Linked DNA regions of Mus musculus: all the other regions are linked to region 1. The links are chromatin loops, found by intact Hi-C in ENCODE. Cell type or tissue: left cerebral cortex. All regions are shown on one strand.

Region 1 (8,000 bases):
TCATCTCCTGTACGTTTAAGCCAGTGATTACATGGCCCACATATATTATATTGTGAGAGGTTCAGGTATAACCACAAACACGAAGGCCTAATCTCATGGGGTTTTCCCAAAGGCAGTATGCTGAAAGTATCTTATCTACACAATCCCTGACAGGCTATGAGGAACTCAGAAATCCCTCACAGCTGGGCGAGGCGGAGCACGCCTTTAATTCTAGCACTCGGGAGGCAGAGGCAGGCAGATTTCTGAGTTCAAGGCCAGCCTGGTCTACAAAGTGAGTTCCAGGACAGTCAGGGCTATACAGAGAAACCCTGTCTCGAAATACCAAAAAAAAAAAAAAAAAAAAAAAAAAGAAATCCCTCACAAGCTAACAAAAGAACAAAAGTATCTTTAAAAACATACCATAGACAGTAACTGTAAGAAATCAGTTCAATACAATGTGAACTCATGCAACAACATAAAAACAAATTAAGGTAGGAATAACTCAGCTCATACTTACCCTTCCTCTTTTGCAGTTTTGTCACACTCAATATCAAACTGCCATCTTTCAAGGACTTCACCACTTTCAATATTTGAGATGACCACCACCAGTTTCTGAACTGAGCACTTGTACAGCCACTCTGCAACACACAAGGCAGCGCTCAGACTCTAGCCTATGACAGAGACTCTCTTCCAAAGACCCACTCTCGGCCTTACAGAACTCTCACAATTGAACTTCCTTTCTTGCATAAGGAAGACAATTCTCCACTAATAATTTAGCTGAGTTTTAAATTCTCCATATTACTAATAGGCAGAAGGCAGAGCATCAGAACCGTGAACCTGTACTTTCTCTGCAATTCCCAGTGAGAGCATATGACATATACTCATCTAACCACCGCCAGTCACATCTGTGGTGGCTGGTCACAACAGAGACACTATAAGAGCATAAAAAATCGGACTACTCTGGTAGGTGAGGGAAAGATTAGTTTTTACACTAACTGTACAAAGGAGAGGCAAATACAGGTTTTAAATGGGAAGGGCATGCATGCACGCCTGCACACACACACACACACACACACACACACACATGTATATACATGCATACATGGGCAGACTAATTGAAAAGTAAATTCTTTTCAATAAAGTAAATAAATTACATAATTATGAAAAGTCAAGATGCTATGTCATATAAAATCTTACAAGTTAAATTAATGAAACTGTACTTTTAAGAATCAGGAAAGCCACAACTGTGTTTTGGACAGAGTGACCAATTAGCCTTGTGTTTCTAAACTATCATCCTTGCAAGTAAGTGAGCTGCAGGGGGTAAAAGGATCCACAGATACCAGAATTCAAAGCAGATCTTATGCTTAAAAGCCCTGCCGTTTTTGCCTGTGAATTCATATCCAACCTGCACAAGTGTTGATGAATACTCTACTATGGATACAAATAGCAAGGCATGTTTAGAAGTCTGGCCTTAAACTGGACACAGTGGCAAATGCCTTTAGTCCCAGAACTTGGGAGTAGAGCCAGGCTGATCTTTGTGAGTTCAACGATAGCCGGGTCTACATAGCATGTTCAAGGACAGCCAGAGCTACATAAAGAGACCTGTCTCAAAAGCAAAGCAAAACAAAACGGCCTTAAAGACAGATGCCAAGCTAACCATGTTCAGGTGGCCACCAAAAGGCCATTTTAATACTGAAGTTAACAAAAAAAGCAATAAACACTGTTAATGAATTTACAATTAAAACAAACTACAACACCCTTTCACGTACAATAAAACTCAAAGAGAAAAAAAGGCAGTTGCAATGCTTTTAGAATTGGTATTTTGTATGATTTCATTGGGAGCTACAAAGCAAAACACAGAATGGCGAAATCCTTTTAATCGGGTAAAATTTCCAATTTGCTGCAACTGGTTAACCTACAAAACCCACTCTTAAAGCAGCTTAAAGATTCCTAACATCAAGACATTCAGCCTACTTAAAAAGAGGTGGGGATTCCCTCCATTGCTTGCTTCCTCCCAGTTGAGAATGACATTTGAGAAGGCATGTTGCTTTAAGTTACTTGGGACACAAACCTGTAAGATCACACACTGAAAACGTGATTACCTTTTAGCTGTTCCACCACATTATTGAGATACTTTATGAGCTCGGGGTCAGTAGTTGTAAGCAAGGTGAGTCCATATTTCTGCACTCTAGTAAAGGTTTCCGACGGATAAATGCCACGCTGATACAAAATGCTGTTGATGCCAAATGCTGAAAACGAAAGAAATAAAGCCGTAACCGTGTAATAACGTTTAAGTCTCCCAGAAAGCAGAGTAGGCACAAAAAGACACGGAAAACCTTTAACCCAGCAATGTCCAACTTCGCAGGTTTGCTAAGTGTAAATACAGAGCATGTGGTCAGAGGATGTCAACACAGACCCCAGCTTTCAGAGAGCGAGTAAGATGATGACCCAGGTCAGCCCCGTTAGGTTCCAGGAGGCCCAGGCCTGCGCTGGGTGGTGCAGCGTTCCCCGCCCCCGGGAGGATCCGTGGTTCCGTCCTAGCGCGCGTCCTAAGGCCCGGCTCAGCCTCAGCTCTCTCTGGCGGCGGGGGCTGCGCTCAGCACTCACAGAAAAACTCGGCCACGATTTCTGCGCTCCCACGCAGGGTGATGCCTTGCTCTCGGGCGAGCTGCTGTGCCATCACTAGATCGAACGGAGAACACTACCAACCTCACCGCAGACGGCGCCCTAATGGCTTCTAAGCTATTCCCCGCCACCCGGTTCAAAAATAACTACGCAGCCCGCCGGTTGCTCGGTGCGCAGGCGTAATGAGCCCTAAGCCCCACCTACGTCGCCAGTTTCCGGCTGGCTTTGTAACTCCGAATCCCTCCCTAAGGCCGCCTCAGGCTTCCGTTTTGTTCCCTAAGCCCCTCCCACATTAGAGAGCCGGGTCTCTTCAACATTCCGCTCCACATCGGCTCTTCCGCCCTATGCCCAGTTGCACCACGGGTTAAAGCCCCGCCCAAAGCGACTTGTATCCGGCCCTGGCTCCGCCCTCGCTGGCTGACCGAATGAGCAAGCGCAGAGTGGTTGGGGCGTCTTGTTCCAGGTCCTGGTGACCTACAAGGTCCGTACTGTGCAGGACCTCGGATGAGGTGACCTAGAAGCGGCCCAGAGATGGTCCTGAGATTACCTGCCTGTCAAACCCGTGGTCTGAGCATCCCTGAAGCATGGTCTCAGCTTCGAGGATAGTTTCAAGTCTGGGAGAACCTGGTTTTTGGTTTTGTTAAATATGATGAAGGGAACTAGGTGGGACAGAAGCTTAATGATGCTTGTCACCAAGTAGAGAAGCGAACCCCTGCAAATTGTGTACACACACACACACTAATAATCATTTAGTAATGTCTTTATTTTTCTATACTACATAGATTTTATAAGTCCACAAAGGATTTAAATGATAGAGACACTTGATTTCCTTTTTTTTTTTTTTTTTTTTTTTTTTTTTGCAATTAGCTTGCTTTTAAGTTTTTAGTCATATGTACTTTCTTTTTGATCGTTTAAGGCCTATACCAGAGCATGTACGATTACATATGGGATTCATGCTACAGTTTTAATATTGTACAGTAGTATTGTGTCCAGGAGATGGCACATCTTCCAACTATGCTAAATGGTTCTAACTCTGGTACTCAGACTGCATTTTGAAACCAGTTGACTATTAGAGATACTATCATATGCAGGTTTAAGAAGATGGCTCAGTGGGTAAGAGTGACTGCTGTTCCGAAGGTCCTGAGTTCAAATTCCAGCAATCACATGGTGGCTCACAACCATCTGTAATGAGATCTGACGCCCTCTTCTGGTGTGTCTGAAGACAGCTACAGTGTACTTATATATAATAATAATAATAATAATAATAATAATAATAATAATAAATAAATCTTTGAAGAAGAAGAAGAAAGAACAAGGAGAAGAAAGAAGAAGGTTTAGAGCCTGAACTAAACAGATGCCAGGGAAGTTGTATAAACAATACATCAGAGAAAGAAACTGTGACATATGAGGAGGAAAGAAATGGTGGTATAGATAAAAGTGAGGTACTAGCTCTTTCTTACCAAACGGTGGTTGGACTTAATCTAATTTATTTCAGAAACATTAAAAGATCTGGAATCTTTGATGGTTGATTTCTTTCCTATTTCCTTTTGACTGCGTGGTTTAACATTACCTCTCTCCCCATTTATTAAAAGCAATACTATAAAATACTTGAAAAATTCTCAGTTTCTCATATTTACTTTGACTCACAATTTTGTAGACTCTTGCTGTGTATTATTTAGGGTAAGAATGTTTGAACAGGGAGGAATAGAAATTGACCCCCCCCCTTGGTATTAAAATAAGTATTTTTTTTTTCTAAATCTAGAAGCACATAAAGTTTGAGGCTGAAGAAATCCATTAATGACTTAATCAAATTATAGTATAGTAGATCTAGAGTGGTTGCACAGTTAATTCAAGATCCAGTTTTTAGTTAGTGGCAGATTTATTAGAGAATGTATACTCCCTAGTTTAGTCTCCTTTTATAGCATATTTGTTTGAAAAATGCAAATGAGATTCCTTATTGTTGTGGTTATGATTTGAGAAAAAGTTTACTTGATTTGGGCTAAAAACATTTACTTATTAACTAATAACACACACAACTTGTCAAGAAATTTTGCAGTAATAAACCATAAAGAATTTTGTGTGGATACACATTTAATCCCAGATACCAGAAGAGGGCAGTGTTTAACCACACAATGCAACCTTTGAAAAACAATGCAAATGAAGGCTTCAGTGCACCAAGGGAGAAAAAACAGAGATTAATAGTTTCTAGGCATTTGTGTGTTGATAGTGAACCGCAGAATGACATGTTGAATTGTAATATACTGCGGATTTATATTCTCTTTAGAATTTAAAATATGTGCATCATACGTATTGGAAATATATATAAATAAGGGTCTTGAAACTAAGCGGTTTATTTTAAATATCATAGAAAAATTTTAATCTGCTAATTTTTTCTTAAAAATAGTATTTTTACACACTAGAAATGTTATTATATGGGCTTAAGTATTTTTTTAATTTTTTTGTCACAAAACTTAGTGTTACTTGGTTTCTTTTTTTGTATTATTCTTGCAGTAGGCTTTTATGTATGCCATGCTGGCATCAAGTTTTTTACGTAGCCAATTATAGCCAGTATTTCTTAGCTTTCTGCTTCCACCAACGGAATGCTAAAATAACAAGTATATATCATCCTGCCATATTTATTCAGTGCTGGGAATTAAGACCAGGACTTCTTCAAAAAGTACTCTACCAACTGAGCTACCTTTTAACCCCATAGTTTTGTCTTACATTGAGTAATTTTCATTTTATGTGAAGAATTAGAATTAAGTCAATCATTTCTTAGGGCTTACTTAGTATGCGTAATGGGTACACATATATTACATGTCTTTAATGATTAAATTGTCAAGTGTAAATCTCTTAAAGTCCTATTCTCATTCCTCATACTTCCTTCCTAAGAATTCCTTGCTGTTGGCTCAGGTGCTGAACAAGAAAACATACATTTTAGCCGGGCATGGTGGCGCACGCCTTTAACCCCAGCACTTGAGAGGCAGAGGCAGGTAGATTTCTGGGTTCGAGGCCAGCCTGGTCTACAAAGTGAGTTCCAGGACAGCCAGGGCTATACAGAGGAACCTTGTCTCGAAAAACAACAACAACAAAAAACAAACAAAAAAAGAAAACATACAGTTTAATGATGACATTTAATTAATTTGCAGTGGCTTTTAAGGTTTTATTTTTATTATTATTTATGTGCACGTGTGGGCTTGTGCATGTGAGTGAAATGTCTGTGTAGGCCAGAGAGGGCGTCATATCCTTTGGAGTTGGAGTTACAGGCCATGGTGAGCCAAAGGCCTTGGGTGCTGGGAACCGGACTCAGGTTGTCTGGAAGAGCAGCTAGCGCTGGTCATCACTAAGCCATCCCTCCAGACCAGAAATGGCTTTGAAAAGTCAGCATTCCATTCTGGTACAGTTTATAATTTTAGTGATCTAATTGTATACATGGTTATTTTTTTAGTAAAACTAAAGTACTAAATATTATTGAAAACTAATATAAATTTTTACAATAAAAATAGGTAGCATATTATTAGAAAACATTACCATGTTTTGTTATTTGTTATTCATATGGCATTTAGTGCAATTTTATCATGTTGGTGATGATTACATTGCATTTTTTATATTTATTTGTTTTGTGGGGTGAGGGGCTGTGTGCATGTGTGGTGGTCAGATGACAATTTGTAGGACTCAGTTCTCTCCTTCTACCATGTGGGTTCTGGGTTTGGAACTCAGGCTGTCAGACTGGACATTCATTGAGCCATCTTGCCAACCTTACCTAGTATTTTATGCGTATTTAATCGTTGGTGAGGGAAAAGTGAACACACATACATACATTTAGAATATATTATATAGAATACAGGTGCATATATTTAAAAATGCAAATGAAACTTATTGTGATGGATTAAATAGGAATGACCCCACAGGCTCACATATTTGAGTGACCAGTCTTGAGGGCGTGGTACTAGCTGAGAGGGCTTACTTGCTAGGTAACTAAGTAGTCTGAATAAAAGCAATCCCCATAAGCTCCTGTATTTCAATGCTTAAACGTCAGGGAGTGCCACTGCTTAGGAGGGTTGGGAGGTGTGGCCTTGTTAGAGGAAGTGTGTTTCAGGGGATGAAACTTCAGAAGCTTAATCCAGGCCCAGTTGGTTCTCTCTGTCTGCCTCTGTCTCTGTCTCTCTCTCAGACTCTAGTACAGATACATCACACAGTATCTAGCATTTGCATGTTAATAACTATACTGTGACTTGTGTGTACCCTTCATTGAGTTCTTAAATATTGGTTTAATTAATTTTGGAGAATGATATAAAGTCTGATACTTATTTTCTTAGTTGGTATTGTGGTTTAGGTACAAAGTGTCTTGAAGGTTCATGTGTTCAAAGCTTGCTCCCCGGCCGGTGGCTCTATCAAATGGTGGGTGTGTCACAAGGAGTCTGATTTTACTAACACATTAATTGGTTATTATGTTCACAGTTGATGGGATATTAGCAAGTAGTGCAAGCTTTAGGAGGTGGGGCACAGTTGCAGTCATAGGTTGCTGTGGGTGCCTTCGAAGGATAATGCACTTGTTTTCCCCTCTCCTGCCTATTGTTCTGTCTGTCCATCATGGTACCAGCTGTTCCGCATGACCTCGTGCTCCTCATGCTCAGCCTTGCCTAGGCTCAAAGTACTGACCTGAAACCTTTAACCCGTGAGCCAACGCAAATACTCCTTCCTTTAAGCGGGCATTTTCTCAGATATTTGTTAGAACAGTGAATGTCTGACTAGCATATGTTAATTTAATTATGTGTTTTGTCATTGAAGGATTTTTTTTAAAAGGTAGAAATTGGAAAGTACTTGTTTGATTTCCTTATTGTTATGTTAGTAATTATGCAAAATTCTTTTGAAAATGTCTTATTAAATTTTCATTTTTTATGTCAATTGTATGGATTTACAAAGTAATTAAAAGGTGAGATACTATTTTTTATTGGACATTTTCTTTATTTACATTTCAAATGTTAACCCCTTTCCAGGTCTCCCCTCTAGATACCCTCTATCCCATCCTCCCTCTCCCTGCCTCTATGAGGGTGCTCCCCCACCCACTCTCGCCTTCCCGCCCTGGCATTCCCCTACACTGGGGCATCAAACCCCGACAGGACCAAGGGCCGCTCCTCTCACTGATGTCCAACAAGGCTGTCCCCTGCCACATATGCAGCTGGGGTGCGTGGTTGGTGGTCCAGTCCCTGGGAGTTCCAGGGGGTCTGGCCAGTTGACACTGTTGCTCCTCCACGGGGAAGGGGGGTGGGGGAGGCTGCAAAGCCCCTCAGCTCCTTCAGTGGTGAGATACATTTAATAAGCACTTACTACCTTTTCTCTGAGTTTAGAACTCATTTGCTTTTTAGTTTGTTTGGTTTTTTTGTTTTGAAATT
Region 2 (8,000 bases), 860 kb after region 1:
ATTGGATTCCATGGACAAGGAATCACAGACAGTTGTGAGCCACTAGATGGGTTCTGGAATCTGAAACCTGGTCCTCTGCCAGATCAACAAGTGTTCTTAGTCACTGAGACGTCTCACTAGCCTTCATATAGAATGCTTATTAAGGGAATATTTAAATACTGGGAGAGTTGTGCTTTAAAATTAGTTCTGAAGCCACTGCTTTGTGTTGTTACTTTTTAAACAACTCATCTGTGCTGTGTCTACTAACCAGGGAATGAGCCAACAGAGGATGGACAAATTATATGTTTTAGAATAATCACTCCAAAATAACTGAGAGAACATAGTGGCTTAGTGACTTAGTGTTGGTTGTGCTTGCAATTGAAGCAGTACAGGAACTGTGCATGTATGTTCTTCCTGGTGCTTAGCAGGGGCTGTTCTGTAACTGTGTGCTTCTGGGGCTCACAGTTCCTTCAATAAGACATGACAAGAAAACAGTGAGAAAATGAACACTTATGAGAAAGCATCAACCATCTCATCACAGGGAAACTGATGATGAGACACAACAATAATAGAATCTGTGCAATTATGTGGGATTCACATGGCATTCACATTTTCTGTTAATTACTCAAAATCTGTTCTTATGTTAACCTGAAAAGCTTCCGTTCTCACCATAGTGAGACTGATACAGCCAGCTTTAAAACAGATAGATCATTCTGACCTCTGGTTAGAGGCACAATAGAACTGCTAAGAAACCAACACTGAGACCTTTCTTACATTGCACATAATTTGTTAGAGCTTTAAATTACATGGTTTTCCCCACCACAAGCAGAGTCCACTTCAATAAGTCCATATAAGAAAGCCTAAAGTCAGAAAGGCCAAATTCGTGATGTCACTGGAAAGTCCCTAAATTACATGAAGATGGCCTGTTTCATCTGCTTGGGATGTTACGTTCCCTTGCACCACATGATAAAATTATGATGTGAGTTTTTTTTTCTCTAAGATTCATAGTTTAGCACATGGATGCTAAGACCTAGTACAAATAAAATAAAAGCCAGGCATCCCTTGTTCATACAAGGATGGTTTGCAATTACACATTTTGTTACATCTTCAGAGATAAAAGCTGTGTGCTCAAGTGATTAAAGGATACTTTTATTTCTACTTAAATAAATGCATAATAAAGCACATATAATTCATAACGATTTAGGCCCATTACAGAGGTCTAGCTTCTTTTTTATATGGTTACTAATTAAAAGAATATTTCTGCCTGATTCTTTGACATAAAACTTTAATGAATAAAAGATTCTGATATAAAAATGAAAATAGGAATACAAAGTTGCAAGCTGTTGGGTTTCAAGTGTATGGTGAAGATTAAGGACAGTCAGGAAAGAGCTATGTAGAGAAGAAATGAACAATGGCTCTAAGTGACGAAGAGGAGTTTTAAAGTTTCTCTCTCTCTCTCTCTCTCTCTCTCTCTCTCTCTCTCTCTCTCTCTCTCTCTTGTGTGTGTGTGTGTGTGTGTGTGTGTGTGTGTGTGTCTGCCCGCCACTTGTGCATGAGTATGCAGGCACTGAAGTGCAGGTGCCAACCACAGCTGGATTTGCAGGGGTGGGGGGGTGGGTTATGAGTTGATCTCTGTAGCTGCTGGACTAGAACTGATGTCCTTTGCAAGAGCATTAAAAGCTCTTAACCTTTGAGACATCACTCCAACCCTTGGAAGAAGAGCTTTTGATGGAAATTTGAAACAGTACTAATCTCTAACTTGGTGGTGGTGGGGGGGGGGCACATTCCCAGTTGCTCCACCATCTCCCAAATTGGAATGTAATTTCACAAGAGTAGCTTTTAGCAAATGAGTGATAAGATATTTTAATATAATCCTGAATATAGGTTTAGATTGAAAATGGGAATTGGGACCATAATTAATTATGTTGCCAAGTTTTTTAAACTCTGAAAAGTCAAAGCGATGAAAATGACATTTCATAGGGTTGCAGCCCTCTACAACATCCCAAGTTAAAACTGGTAAAACGACAGTATCTTTTTTGACAGTTTGATTAATCCCATATGCGGAATGAGTGTGTGGAATGAATACAGTTGTGGTGTTGGCCCTTTCAGAAACCACTGTAATAAGAGACTGACATAAAACCAAGTGAGTGTAAACACTGACTTCAGCTGGGGTGATGGCCTTATTAGCACTCTTAATACTTAATAATGAATAATAATAAATACCGAAGGTTCCTAGCACACTCTGCTTAGAATGCGCATTGCCTCTTGCATCCATCAATCACTCTTTCAGGATAATAAAACAATTCAAACGCAGCATCCAATCCTCAGTAACTGCTCCCTCGGGAGGGAGGGATGTTTTATCTGTTTTATCTTCACTTCTTTGAGCTCGCAGAGGATTTTACTTGCTTAAAATGGTTCAGGAAATGGAGTGGGGGGTCCTATTTATTACCATTGATTAACACCCCCCTCCAAGTGTCTCAAAGGCACTTAGAAACCCTGCAGGAGGAGATGGGGAGGTGTGGAGACCCCCTTCTCAAAAACAAAACAAGAAAACAAAAAAACGAAAAAGCGGGCCACAAAGCAAGTAGGGAGAGGGGTAGAGAGAAAATGAGAAGGTTATGTGTTGGAGACCCCTCAGCTCAAGGCAAATAAACAAATAAAGCATTCCTTGGGATTTAGCGGGACTAAAAGAAGTAAACAAACTGCCACCCCAAGTTACTTAAAAGAACTCTGTTTATATATATCAGAGACTTTTAAAGGTTTATTCTCCCATTCCAGGTCTTGGTTTCAGGGAGCTAACGGTCCCCAGAGCAAATAATGGACAGCGCCCTGCAGGGACAAGGAGGAGGGTGGTGACCTGTGGGATTGGAGTGAGCCAGCTCCGAGCCACCCTTCTGCAGCTGGAGCGACCGACTTCAAGAATTCTCACACCTCGGCCTGGGACGGGGAAGAGAGTTTGAGAATGAAGCTCGAGCGACAAAATGAAAGAGCACACCAAATCACAGTTGCGAAGCGCCCGCCAGGGAAGAGCGGAGCGGGTCTGTAAGCTAGCGCTTTAACTCCGCAGGCTCCCTGCCCGCGCGACAAGGAGAAAGGTGGCTCGGACTAGAGAGCTCCGGCCGGCACACACACACTGGAGAGGTCACCACACAGGGTGGCCGCTGTGGTGGAAGGAGGGTGTCCGGACCTCCGTAGCTACTCTGCTAAGCTTCGGAAAGTATGAGCGGGACCTAGACCACCCAGCTTAGGGAAGTTTCTCTAAGGATGCTGGTCTGCGTGGCAGAGGACAAATGAGGAGAAAGCGCGGGGTCGCTGGGCTAGTCCCAGAAGATTCCTTCCACCGCCGAGCAGCCACCGTCTGCATGGAGCCCACCTCCGTGCTCCACTCCGCGAGTCCTGTAAGCTTCGCAGACCCACGCTAGTGCCCCCGAACACCTCCCGCCCCAACACCCAGTCCCGCAGAACTAGCACATATGGAGGACTTTGAACCCGGGGAGAGAAGCAAGAGCCCACCGCCAACCGGCCAAAGTCAGTGTCTAGTCAGGGCTAGGATAAAGCGGGCGGTTCCGGGGTTCCACTCCAGCCCGATGCAGCGTGTCCACCTCCCCAGCACTGCCGCTGTCTGCCCACCAAATACATCAGAGACCCAGCCACAGACCGACCAACTCAGTGAGAGCTGCCCACGTCCGTGTTCTAGAGAGTCTCTGGTCGCTCCTTTCCCTGTGTGAGGATGCACCTCAACCCCGACCATAAACCAGCCCTTAGATGCAAATGCAGTCGGGCCAGGTCCGCACCGGCGCAAGAAGGCGCCCGGGGAGGTGAGATTCGATCTTGCTCCTTACCTTAAAGAATTTGTTTTTTCTAGTGGGAAGAAGAAAGTTTGGTTGGTTTTTTTTTTCTTCTTCCCGGGGGGTGTGTGGTGCGGAAAAAGCCCAGGTCCGGGGATCCTACCAAGATGTCAAATACCAGGATCCACGAACCGAGGGGACGTGCACGCTAGGGCAAATGTAATGCCCAAGTGTCCCAACTTTGTGGCGGGCGCTGCAAACTTCCAACACAAGCAGAAGGCCGGCGACACGCAGCCGCAGAAGTTGCTGCGAAGTGGCGCAGACGGCGGCGCCGGCCCGGGGGTCTCAGGACAGCGCTGGTCAGTGCGGGCGCTGGGTGGCGGGAGGATACTGAACGCGCCCGTGGAGCTGGCACTGCCGGACGACTGGCTCGCTAAACGCCGGCGCGGGCTGCAGAGACAGAGCCCCGTGCACCAGCCACAGAGGCGGCGGCTCATACGCGGCTCGCTAAGCTCTGCTCTCTCGCCGCTCCGGGCAAGGAGTGTGCGCTGGCTCCTGGTGTCACTGCAGAGCTTGAGCCTCTGCCCCTCCCAGCCCGCCCGCCGCTGCCCGCTGCCCCGCCTTCCTCTGCCCGCCGCTCCCCCTTCGTGCCTCGCGCCCTCTCTCCCGCTGCGCGCCAGCGTGCAACACACACACACACACACACACACACACACACGCACGCACACACACATACACACACACACACACACACACACACACACACACGTTCCTTTGCTGCCTCTCTCGCGCATACATTCCGGTCCAACGACCAAGTACTCCTCACACAAGACCCTCGTGGGGTTGCAGTCTGGTGGGGGTTGGGGGGGTGGGGGGTGGTGTCACAGGACACATTGCTTTCTTTAGGTCCCTGCCACCGGGGATGGGGAGAGGGGTGGGAGGGCGCCTTTGAGACCCCCAACAATGATGCACGACTAGACGCGCACGGGGGACCATCTCAGTGTCCAGAAGCCGGGGAGCACAATGGAGAGGAACTCTGAGCTTGGTTAGTGATCTGGAGTGTTCAGTTGGAAGACTGGAGGTTGGAGGAAGCGAGCGAGCGAGCAAGCAAGCGTAGAAGGCGACTCTCGCAGACCGCCTGCCCCAGCCTTCACTCTGGAGCGTTTGCCTCTGCAAATTCAGCCTCTGGGGCTTGAAACTCAGCAGCTGTTTTAACAATTGAAAAAAAAATGACCCTACAGGACCAGTGAGGCCCAGCAAAACTTGGAAATCCATTAAGGCTGACTAGGTAATTATGGTAAGAACTTGCTTAATTAGCAACCTGGCCTGAGCCTGGGTGTGTGTATGGGTATGGAGTAATATTTAGAAATCTCATTTTCGTGACTGAGAATCTAGACTAGCAAGTCTCTTTTCCCTTCCTTCCTTCCTTCCTTCCTTCCTTCCTTCCTTCCTTCCTTCCTTCCTTTCTTTCTTTCTTTCTTTCTTTCTTTCTTTCTTCAGACTCTGGCTTTTAGGGAATCAAGTTCTAAGAATATACTACACAGGATTCATTAATAGTGTCTGTATTGAAAACATGAAAACACTTATCTACTTCCATTGTCACCAAAGCAAAGATAAGATGAAATTCAACCTTATCGAACCCTCATTTATAACTATAAGCTTTCTGTTAAATGCCTTTGAAAAGCAAGCATCTTGCAGACAGCAGTTCAGCCCACTTTCCAAAGTTCTGCTGCTAGGGGGTCCACTACTACTCTAGGTGGGTTTGTTAAATGCTTCCATGCTGTGACATAGTTTAGTAAACGCCATAAAAGGCTTAGAAGGTGCTGGGATACAGATTTCAGTGCAGAACTCTGGAGTATGGTGGAGTCCAGGCAAATAAGGATGGAGGAGGGGAAGGAGGAGAGCACTCTGCAGAGAAGTAAATGAAGAGGCTGAAACTTGTCAGAGTACGTGGGTGCCCTGGGAACAGGGAGAAGTTAGGTGTGGCTGCATTGCAGGTGCAGTGAGCAAGGCCTCCCACCCCAGGCTCCAGGCTCAGGGAGGCAGAACTTCTGAAAGTTACTGTTGTTTGGAAAATGATTAAAGTTGTTAAGAGGAAGCAGATCATAAGGTTGGTGTCATTGGGTACACATTTAGAAAGGTCACTCTGATACCTCTTAGGAAGACAAATAAGAGTGACTTAATAGTGAGGAAACTTCTGCAAGGTAGAAACAAAAGTAGGTCTCAACCAATGAAGCTGAGTGGCTGGGGCCATTTCAGATACATTTAGAATTTGCTGACAGGGGGTTAGTAAGCCTTATAGGAAGGTGGAAGAAAAGGGTTAATTCTAAGTTTTCTGGGTGGCACAAGACAGGCCATGGTGCCACTAGCAAGGAGAAACAATACAAAGAAATAGAGAAAGGTATAGAGATGATAGAAATATACAGGTAGAAATAGATAAATGCATATATATTTGTGTGTATACATGGTCATGTTTTCTGCTTTACGTTTGTGGAGCAAGGGTGTTGATAATGTCTGAATTCAACATTGTGTTGGCAGCTGGAGAGGGAGGAAGGCTTTTGAGAGAGGTCAGGCTGGAATCTGGGGTTATCAGCATTCAGGTGTTTTACAAGTCTGAGAGGAAGAAGGAAGTAAAAAGACAGAGGAATGATCACGCCAGGACACTAGTGTTACAGAAATAGCGAGAAGAATCCTGCCAGTGATGAACAGAGTTCTCCTTTCCTAAACTCACCATCATTTACGGTCATTTGCTTTTCTTTCCTTTTTTTTTTTTTTAATTACTATTATTTTTTTACACTCCAGATTTTATTCCTCCCCTATCCACCCTCTGACTGCTCCATATCCTGTACCTTCTCCTCACCCCAGTCTCCACGAGGATGTCCCCACTTCCCACCCCACCCCCACCCCACCTGACCTCTAAACTCCCTGAGGTCTCCAGTCTCTTGAGGGTTAGGTACATCATCTCTGGTTGAACAGAGACCCAACAATCCTCTGCTGTGCATGTGTTGGGGGCCTCATATCAGCTGGTGTATGCTGCCTGGTTGGTAGTCCGGTGTTAAAGAGATCTTGGGGGTCCAGGTTAGTTGAAACTGCTGGCCCTTCTATAGGGTTGCCCTCCTCCTCAGCTTCTTCTAGCTTTCCCCTAATTCAACCATAAAGGCCAGCAGTTTCTGTCCATTGGTTGGGTGCAAATATCTGCATCTGACTCAGCTGCTTATTGGGTCTTCTGGAATGTGGTCATGATAGGTCCCTTTTTGTGACCACTCCATAGCCTCAGTAATAGTGTCAGGCCTTGGGACCTCCACTTGAGCTGGATCCCACTTTGGGTCTGTCTCTGGACCTTCTTTTCCTCAGACTCCTCTCCCATTTCCATCCCTGTAATTCTTTCAGACAGGAACAATTAGGGATCAGAGTTGAGACTGTGGGATGGCTACCCCATCCATCACTTGATGTCCTGTCTTCCTGCTGGAGGTGGGCTCTATAAGTTCCCTCTCCCTATTGTCAGGCATTTCATCAAAGGTCCCTCCCTTTCTTGAATACTATAGATCTTATTTAGACTGACAGTAATATTTAGTTCTAGTCTTGAAAACTTTTCATTATAGAGCAAAACATTTTCTGAACATTAATGTTTTTAGAATATAAAAATAGAACAATTTATAACATATGTCTCATGGAATAGTATTACATATTAAATCACTTGCTTATTTCTGCCCACATTTACTGTAAAATTACAAAATTCATATTCAGTGAATTGGAAAATTCAGAGATGACATTAAGTTCATTTGGGAGGACTCCTAATTCAAGCCTGTATCTTAGGCACAGTGCCCCAGAGGTGTCCTAGGTTCCTATCAGGGGAGACTATTTTCAGGTCAGTTGTGAGATACTGATTTGCCATTTGTCATGAGTGATGTTGGTACTAACCACACCAAGACCCTGGTGGGGACATCTATGAGCACACAACTGAAAGAAGCAATGCCCTGAAACGTTTTTCATGGTTATTTCAGTTTCATTGTCAAAATGTCAGTTACTGTTAAGGATGCCTTTGATAAAACAACAAAAATTATTCATTTATTGAAATTTCATCTCTATTTCTTTTTAATATTCCATGGGGCAAACTAGACAGTGCATATAAGCCCTTCCATCGCACACTAACGTACACACATCATCTACCCTGAAATGACGTGTTTGAATAATTGAGTTGTGAACTGCCCTAGCTGCTTTTTGCATGAAATA
Region 3 (8,000 bases), 880 kb after region 1:
ACATATGTAGCCCTATGGGAGGGCAAACAAGAACATTATCACTTCTCTTGTCCTAAGAGAGCCCATCTGAAGGGCTCAGGACTCACAGGAGAGACTTGCCTACCATTTGGTATATTTCTGCAATCCTAGAAGTTTGTGCAGCATTAGTGTGTGTGTGTGTGTGTGTGTGTGTGTGTGTGTGTGTGTGTGTGTGTGTGTTATCTCCTAAAAGTAAAATAAACCATATGTTCTATTCATATTTAGGTTGCCTTTTACAGTTTCTGAAAGCCTTTCATACCCATAATTCCTTCTGGGACTAATAAGAAGCCTATGAAGCAAACACTGCAGGCACAGGGTTTTATATATATATTGTGGATGGAGACATTGAGGTTCAGAAATGTCATATAACCAGTATGTTAGGTTAAAAAAGAGGTAAAGCCTACTTCCGTGAAAGTGTGTTTTGCTTGCCTTATTGAGAGTATATTTTTGCTATATCAGCCAATTTTGTGCCCAAGGGTAGCACTAGACTGGTTGGGTAGAAAAATCCAGAATGTTTGTGACCAGATATTCTCTTCTCAAACTCTATATTTTCAGAATTTCCTCCTTAATTATCCGGGACCCTTGAAAGCACATTGAACAAAATGATATTAACAAAGAAGATTTAAATTTCCTGAAAAAAAAGTTGTTCATTGACTTTTTATTTTATATTGCAGTTCCATATAACACTTCATTACCTTTGTTTGTCTGCTTACAACCCCACCAAATATATATATTTTTAAAAATTCCCATGGTGTCACAGAAATGGTAACATGAGGGGCTGGCAAAGGATGTCTCACAGTCTGTGGGAAGGGAGTGGTCAGGAACAGCAACAGGGTGTAAGGGACAGCACACACGGGAGTATGAGTGACAAGTAACTCTACACATGCTAGATAGGGAATCTACTGCTGAGGTGGGAAATATTTTAAAGTACTACCTTACCTCACTTGGGTCTCTCTTGGTCTAGTGGAAGTGGAAGAGGATGACCCTCTGCCTAGCTCTGGCCCAGGTTAGGATAGACATTTTCAGTAAGTAAGCACAACTGCAGTTTATTGATTTTTTATTATGTGGTTATTTATTTAGGATAGTTAAAACATGTTCCATTTGATGTATATCTCTAAGCTGAACCACAATGACAACTTCAACTTGTGAACAATGAGGGTAGTTCAGAAGGGAGTAAAGTGACTTTTCCAGGAGTTCCGTATAACCAATGAGAAATAACGTTCTTAGTGTAAGCGTTATAGGTTAATGCACATGCGCTAATGCACAGATCTTCTCTGGGACAATGCATCTACTCTATCACTTCTAGAAATCACTGTTGGTTACATGAGGATGACCTAAATGTCAAGATATGACAACCAGTATAAATATACCGTCTGTGTACTCGCAAAAACAAAATGTGATAAAATTAGTCTACACATGTGACTTATTACTGACTTGCTTATACAATATCATAATTGGTTTACAACAACACAGTATAAAACCATCTAAACAACCATGGAATTCCTTTTCTCCAAAAAGCTAATAAATTTGATTACTTAAAATATTTATTACATATGATATACATGTGCCTATGTATATATATTAATATTATATCCCCACAGACTTTTTAAACATATGCTATTTTTTGCTGGGTACAGAACAGTTTGATAATTGCTGAACATGAAATAGTCTCTGCAAAGTAATTTATTAGCACACAGGGGAGGAAATGGGTAAAACCAGTTAAATACTGTCCATAAAGTGTGGGATGCTTCTGGAAGGATACAGGATAGATTTTGGACAAAGATGCAATACTAGTAGCTGTGGAAGATGTGCAGGCTCAGAAGTGTGGTGAATGGGAACTTAGTCATGCTTGGCATTAAGGAGTGAGATTGAAGGTGGTTGTGAGAATATATGTAAAGACCCAAGGGTGCCAAAGTCCATTGTAAGTTGAGGAAAGTCAAGCTAAAGGCACAGGAATATTGAGCTGAAAATGGCTGAAGGTAATGGGTAGTGGTCATAGTATGCTCACTCTTAAGAACCATCTGAAGGTATTTGGACTTGGTCCTTCAAATCATGAGAGTAATTCATCTGTTCAAAAAAGGAATAATTAGATTAGTATTTATCAAGCTCTTGTTTCCTTCAGTGTGGAAAATGGATTATCAGAAAACAAAACATTTGCAAATGTTACTCCATTTTTTTTTCTGTTGTTGTGATTGACACCATGACCAAAAGCAACTTGGGAAGAAAAGGAGTCATGTGGTTACATATCCATCATGTCACAGTCCACCATCAAAGAAGTCAGGGTAGGACTACAGGAAGGAACCTGGAGACAGGAACTGATGCAGAAGCATGAAAAGTGCTGTTAATTGGCCTTCTCCTCATGGATTGCTCATTATGCTTCTTTATATAGCCCAACACCACCTCCAGTTGGCTGGCCGTCATGCTATGTTTAATTTTAAAAATTCCCAGAGATAGCTCAGAGTCCAATCTGATGGAAGTCATTCTTCAACTGAGTTTCCCTCTTCCTAGGTGACTCTAGTTTGTGTCAAGTTGAAAATGAACCAACTGAGTAGAACCAATAAGTGACCTGAAAGATAACTCAAAGCAGTCAAAAGATAAAGACTAGACCATTTGTTCCTGATTAGAAATTGACTTGACCCTTATCAAGAAGGTGAGATCTAGCCAATTAAGGTGATGTGTCACTGAAAGGCCAGCATTTAGTAGGATGAAGATTTCAGGCCAGTATTGGCTACATGGTACATACCAAGAATTTGGTATTCTGTGATTCAAGACCTTATCTCAGATATTCAGATCTATGATAAATAGATGGATGCATGAATGAATAGAAAGATGATAGATGATACATGGTGTGATGTGATGTGATGTGATATGATATGATATAATATGCTATGATATATGGGTGGATAGATGGATGGATGGACAGACAGATACGATGTGATGTGGGGTGATGTGATAAATGGACGGATGGGAAGATAAAGAGAGAGAGAGAGAGAAAGAAAGAAAAAAGATAGATAGATAGATAGATAGATAGATAGATAGATAGATAGATATGATAAATAGACAAGACAAAGAAACAAAAGGAGAAAGACTAACAAGCAGACAGAAAGAGAAAAAGAGAGAGAGAGATTAAAAAGGGAAACCAAAAAGAGGAAAGATTAGGGAAGATTTATCTTAAATATGTGAAAAAGCTGGAAGATATTTTGTAGTAGAAGAAAAATATCAGTGAAAAGAAAATATCAAAAAAAAAAGTATTTTGGGTATGATGAGTAGGTATTTCAGTGCAGCATTATATATGTAGTACATCTCAGAATATAAGTTGGAGCTGTATAGAAGAAAGCCATGAGTCTCAGACCTAGGGGCTTGGATTTGTTTTAAAATACAATAAAAAGTCCGAGATTTTCTTCCCCATATTTGAAAGTTAGAATTTTGAGAATTTAGAAAGATATGGTAGCATACTAAAAATAAAGACATAGAAATGTTGAGTGTTTTTCTAAAGCTATAAATAATTGTATAGAAATGGTCAATAAATGGTGAAGTAGCTGGATGGGTGAGAAAGTGAGTGTTGTACTCTGTCTGCTGTGGCAGAGGGCTACATGCTTCATGTTCTTGGTGCTGGGGACTCTCACCCAGGGCCTGCTGTCTGCATTTACAGCAACGTGTTCTTGGGAGACCAACATCCAACCTAGAACATGAATTTATAGGCTTTCAAAACCACAGAGTGGAAAAAAAAAAAACAGATTGGATAGAGAAATTTACTGAGTGTCCACTACTTTGGTTTTTGTATATAAAACAAATCAAAATCTGATGTTCAAAATTCCATTTCGAAAAGTGATTTAAAGGGAAACTAGAGAATTTCTGTTAGTTTTTAAGATTCTTAAATTATTGGGTAAATTATTTTGACTGTAAATGTAAAGGAGACTATATCTCAAAACTTTAAAAATTAATATTTTCTTCAAATATAAGAGCTTTTAAAAATGTTAAAAATTCAATGGGATCAGAGGCCCTTGGTCCTATGAAGGCTCGAAGTCCCAATGTAGGGGAATGCCAGGACAGGGAAGTGGGAATGGGTGTGTTGGTGAGCAGGAGGAGGGGAGATAGGATAGGGGGTTTTGGAGGGGAAACTAGGAAAGGGGATAACATTTGAGATATAAATAAAGAAAATATCTAATAAAATGTTAAAAATTGTAAGTATTTCAATTTAATTTACTGCAAAGCATGTTAAATTTTAGTAAGGAGAGATTTTCATATTTAGGACAGAAACTTCAAATAAGAACAAAATGTGCTCTCCAACTTTGCTATGTGCTATTTGCATTAAGTAAAGTAAGTGGTTTAAGTAAACTTGTGTGTGCTGGGTAAGAGTGTGTGAATTAATGCACAGGGGTAGTTTGTGCAAATTTGACAGACATGTGGGACAGACACTAGAACTTGCTCTTTGTGGGCATGTTTCCAGTTTTGAGGGCTTCCTCAACTTTTTGGTTGGTACTTTGTATTTTTATATATTTACATGTCTGTGAGGTTTTAATTACTGGTTTATTAAGGAAGTCTTCCAAAATTCTAGTTTTAAGGCAAATTTTTAAGCAAAATATTTTTACTTGTTATTATTAAGCCTAAGAAAGAGAATAGTGCCCAGGAGGACTGAGCATTGGACCATCTTAGTTGAAGTCTTCACGGCGGTGCAGTTCTGAATATCAGCTGTCAGATGGCATGCATTCAAAGTGCTAATGTTGCTTATATTAAAAAAAAAAAAATACCAGGGAAAGAGAAGGAAATCACCCTTTAGATTTTATGCCCTAACAACAGGGAAAGTTGGAAATAGGTTTTCTAGTCTCATTCGTTTGAGACAATAGTTCCACCTAGTGGACATTTGACTTAGAAACAAACCTTTGAATCCAAATGTTAGTTTTCTCTTTGATGGGATCAATATTAAAGGAAAATAATAATAGATATATTATTAACAAGGTAGAAGTCAAAGTTATTAACAGAAAAACAAAAAATTCAGATATTTAGGAATAAGCTGATACTTAGTATAGGTCTGTCTAATTTGTGACTAAAACGAGCCAAAGCCACACAAAAGGCCCAGTGGGACTGTGGCCAGAAACAAACCAACTTGTTTAAAATGTGTCTTGTTTAAAAACTTCATGACAAGATTACTTTTTCATGACTCACTTGGACAGTGTTTATTATTACTGTGTGGACACTAAAGTGTGCTTTAGCAGAGTGGTCAAGTAAGCCTCTTTATCCTGAAACTTAACCTGGTCCAAAGTGAACTATGGAGAAGAAGAAGAAGAAGGAGGAGGAGGAGGAGGAGGAGGAGAAGGAGGAGGAGGAGGAGGAGAAGGAGGAGGAGGAGGATGGGGGGAGGGGGGGAGGAAGAGGAGGAGGAGAAGGAGGAGGAGGAGGAGAAGAAAAAAAAAAGCACTTCACCTCAGATGATCACTGTTCAAACGTTTAAATAAAACACCAACCATGCCAATGATTCCAAACTACTAGCCCAGTTAAAGATTTATATTGGTTCTGTTGAATGTTGTCTGTCTCTAACCATTCTAAAAGTAGACTAAAACCCCGTAGTGTAACTAGAATGCTGGGAGATAGAACCCTGCAGTGACAGGTCTTTTCCCCTGTTTTATTCCACTGTCGGTGTACTTAAAACCTAAACTCTTTATGAATGGTTCTATGAAGCAGACACAGAATTAATTCTATTCTGAAAGATCAAATGGTTAGATTATTATTTACTTCTATTTTGTTTCAAAACCAAAATGACTATACCAGACAAATATTAAAATCTACAGCCTGAGTTCTCATGGCAAGATCTGAAAGACAAATGATGTTTCTTGACTACATTGCTGGACAAAGACAACTCAAGCCATAGCCTACAACCTGACCAGAAGGGACACCCCAGTTTAAGGGGAAAGTTACTGCATCTGTTTTTATATCTTGAGACCAATTCTAGCCTGGGTTTAGGCTTATGAGCTACTGTTTCTCTTAAGGATTCCTATATTTTCAGGCTAACAACAACAACAAATGCAAGCTTACATTCCTAAAAAGTGATATGGTCCTTGAATGTCTTTTCTGTAAGCTTCAAGAGTTAAGGCTGGGGGCTGGAGAGATGGCTCAGCGGTTAAGAGCACTGACTGCTCTTCTGAACAGTCCTGAGTTCAAATCCCAGCAACCACATGGTGGCTCACAACCATCCGTAATGAGATTTGATGCCTTCTTCTGGAGTGTTTGAAGACAGTGTACTTACATATAATAAATAAATAAATCTAAAAAAAAAAAAGAGTTAAGCCTGGTCCTGTCACCGAGATGGACAAGATGTAGCTAGATGAATGTCTTTGTCACTAGTCAGTACCTTTCCACATATGAGCTGCAAGGAAACTGCCATGAATACTCCTGAATCCTGAAAACAGCTCATTGAGTGATTCTGGTAGAAGAGGACTTTGAAAACGAAATGCTACAGATTAGTAAATTGGAAGGTGACGTGGGATCCATGTAAGCAAATAAAATAAAATCCCCAGGAACCAGTAGAATGAGGCAAAGAACAAAATCCAGATGTGACAATGGAGTGAAGAAAACAAGTTGGTTCATAGGAAAAGCTAGTGGTTTAAGTAAGTGGTTTGAGAAATACTACTTACTACTAATGCTGATGGATAGAAATTGCTCTTTTACAGACCAAAGAGGGTACTGGGGATCAAATGCCAGGGCCTCACACAGACTAGTGAAGTATTTTACCATGAAGCTTATCCTGCCCCTAATACCAGCTCCCCCTCCCCCCCATTGTCTCATTTATTGGAAATTTTTACTGAACTATTCTGAAGAACAGAAGTTGTTTTGAGACAAGGTCTCACTGTGTACCTTTGGCGAACCTGGAACTCACAGGCCTCCTGCCTCAGCTCCCAAATGCTGGAATTAATTGTAGGTATGAGCCAGCATGTCCAATGTACTGGATAGTATTATATCAAGTTGACACAAGCTAGCAACATCTCAAAGGAGGAAACCTCAATTAAGAAAAGTCCTTTATTAGATCCAGCTGCTGAACATTTTCTTAATTAGTGATTGATGGAGCTTGGCCCATTGTGTGTGGTACCATCCCTGGGCTAGTGGTACTGGGCTCTGTATGAAAGCAGGCTGAGCCAGCCATGAGGAAAAGGTCAGTAAGTAAGCAGCACTCCGTCATGACCTCTGCATCAGCTCCTGCTTCGAGGCTCTTGCCCTGTTTGAGTTCCTGCTCCGACTTCCTTCAGTGATAAACAGTGATGTGTAAGCAAAAGCCAGATACATCCTTTCCTTTCTCACTTGGTTTGTGTCATGGAATTGCATCACAACAATAGTAACTCTAACTAGGACACCCAGCTGGGACTTGATTTAATCTTAATTTTTTATTATTATAGGCCAGGTCTTCTGTTGTGGCAAACAAGTAGAGATCAGACAAGAATTTGGGTGTAGAGTTGGTTTCTTTTTCCTTCTTTCTTAGTAAGAAACTCTGCTGAGCCTTCTTGCCTCCCCATATTTATTGGTTTTTGCTTGCTTGCTTGCTTGCTTGCTTGCTTGCTTGATGGCTTGCTTGATGGCTTGATGGCTTGCTTGATGGCCTGCTTGCTGTCTGTCTGTCTTGCTTGTTTTACTGTTATGAATAGGATTCTTCTCCTAAGCTTTCTTTTGAATGGCTCATGGTTCATACACAGAAATACCCTGGTTTTCATACTCCCAATTTTGTACTTGGCCACTTTATTTCATTTATTTTTTATTTTTATACTGTTTTGTTGTTGATGATGAGGGTTTAGGGTTTTTTTTTTTTTACATAAACAAGGATATTTCTTTTCTCCTTCCAATTCAAGAGACTTATTTCTTTTTCTGGTCCATTACTTCTGGTATGCCATGAACAGAAGCAAGCCTTGTGGGAACCTTGCTTCCTAGAGCCCTCACTTTGTAGAACCCTCACTTTTTAGAAGCCTCACTTTGGACCGGGCATGGCTTCAGCCACC

The links. Hi-C counts contacts between places; a loop is a spot of excess contacts. Peaks named below come from ENCODE experiments on the same cell type or tissue, not always from the same donor. Only the 100,000 strongest peaks of a DNase experiment are listed, where the experiment ranks them.
Region 2: it touches region 1 in a loop (3-fold over the local background); 3 of 42 quality-filtered maps call a loop at or near these places.
Region 3: it touches region 1 in a loop (7-fold over the local background); 21 of 42 quality-filtered maps call a loop at or near these places.

What each region holds. Positions count from the first base shown.
Region 1 is chr6:66,530,186-66,538,185 of GRCm38, reverse strand. It overlaps Mad2l1 (MAD2 mitotic arrest deficient-like 1), which reads right to left and starts at 2,965. Exons shown (of 6, transcript NM_001355624.1): 1 at 2,587-2,965; 2 at 2,082-2,228; 3 at 497-617. The coding sequence starts at 2,659. In left cerebral cortex, CTCF peaks have their summits at 2,718, 3,595 (motif pointing right) and 4,710 (motif pointing right); DNase peaks (open chromatin) are centred at 2,101, 2,907, 3,654 and 4,728; H3K4me3 peaks cover 1,782 bases; H3K27ac peaks cover 986 bases.
Region 2 is chr6:65,667,923-65,675,922 of GRCm38, reverse strand. It overlaps Ndnf (neuron-derived neurotrophic factor), which reads right to left and starts at 4,312. Exons shown (of 4, transcript NM_172399.3): 1 at 3,822-4,312. Gm36144 (a long non-coding RNA gene) reads left to right here and starts at 4,676. Exons shown (of 2, transcript XR_869148.1): 1 at 4,676-5,064. In left cerebral cortex, no CTCF peak of the experiment used is centred here; DNase peaks (open chromatin) are centred at 2,967, 4,211 and 4,902; H3K4me3 peaks cover 2,253 bases; H3K27ac peaks cover 294 bases.
Region 3 is chr6:65,648,457-65,656,456 of GRCm38, reverse strand. No RefSeq gene overlaps it. Among named protein-coding and RNA genes, the nearest start is that of Gm36144, 19 kb to the left of the region's middle. In left cerebral cortex, a CTCF peak has its summit at 4,892 (motif pointing left); a DNase peak (open chromatin) is centred at 4,869.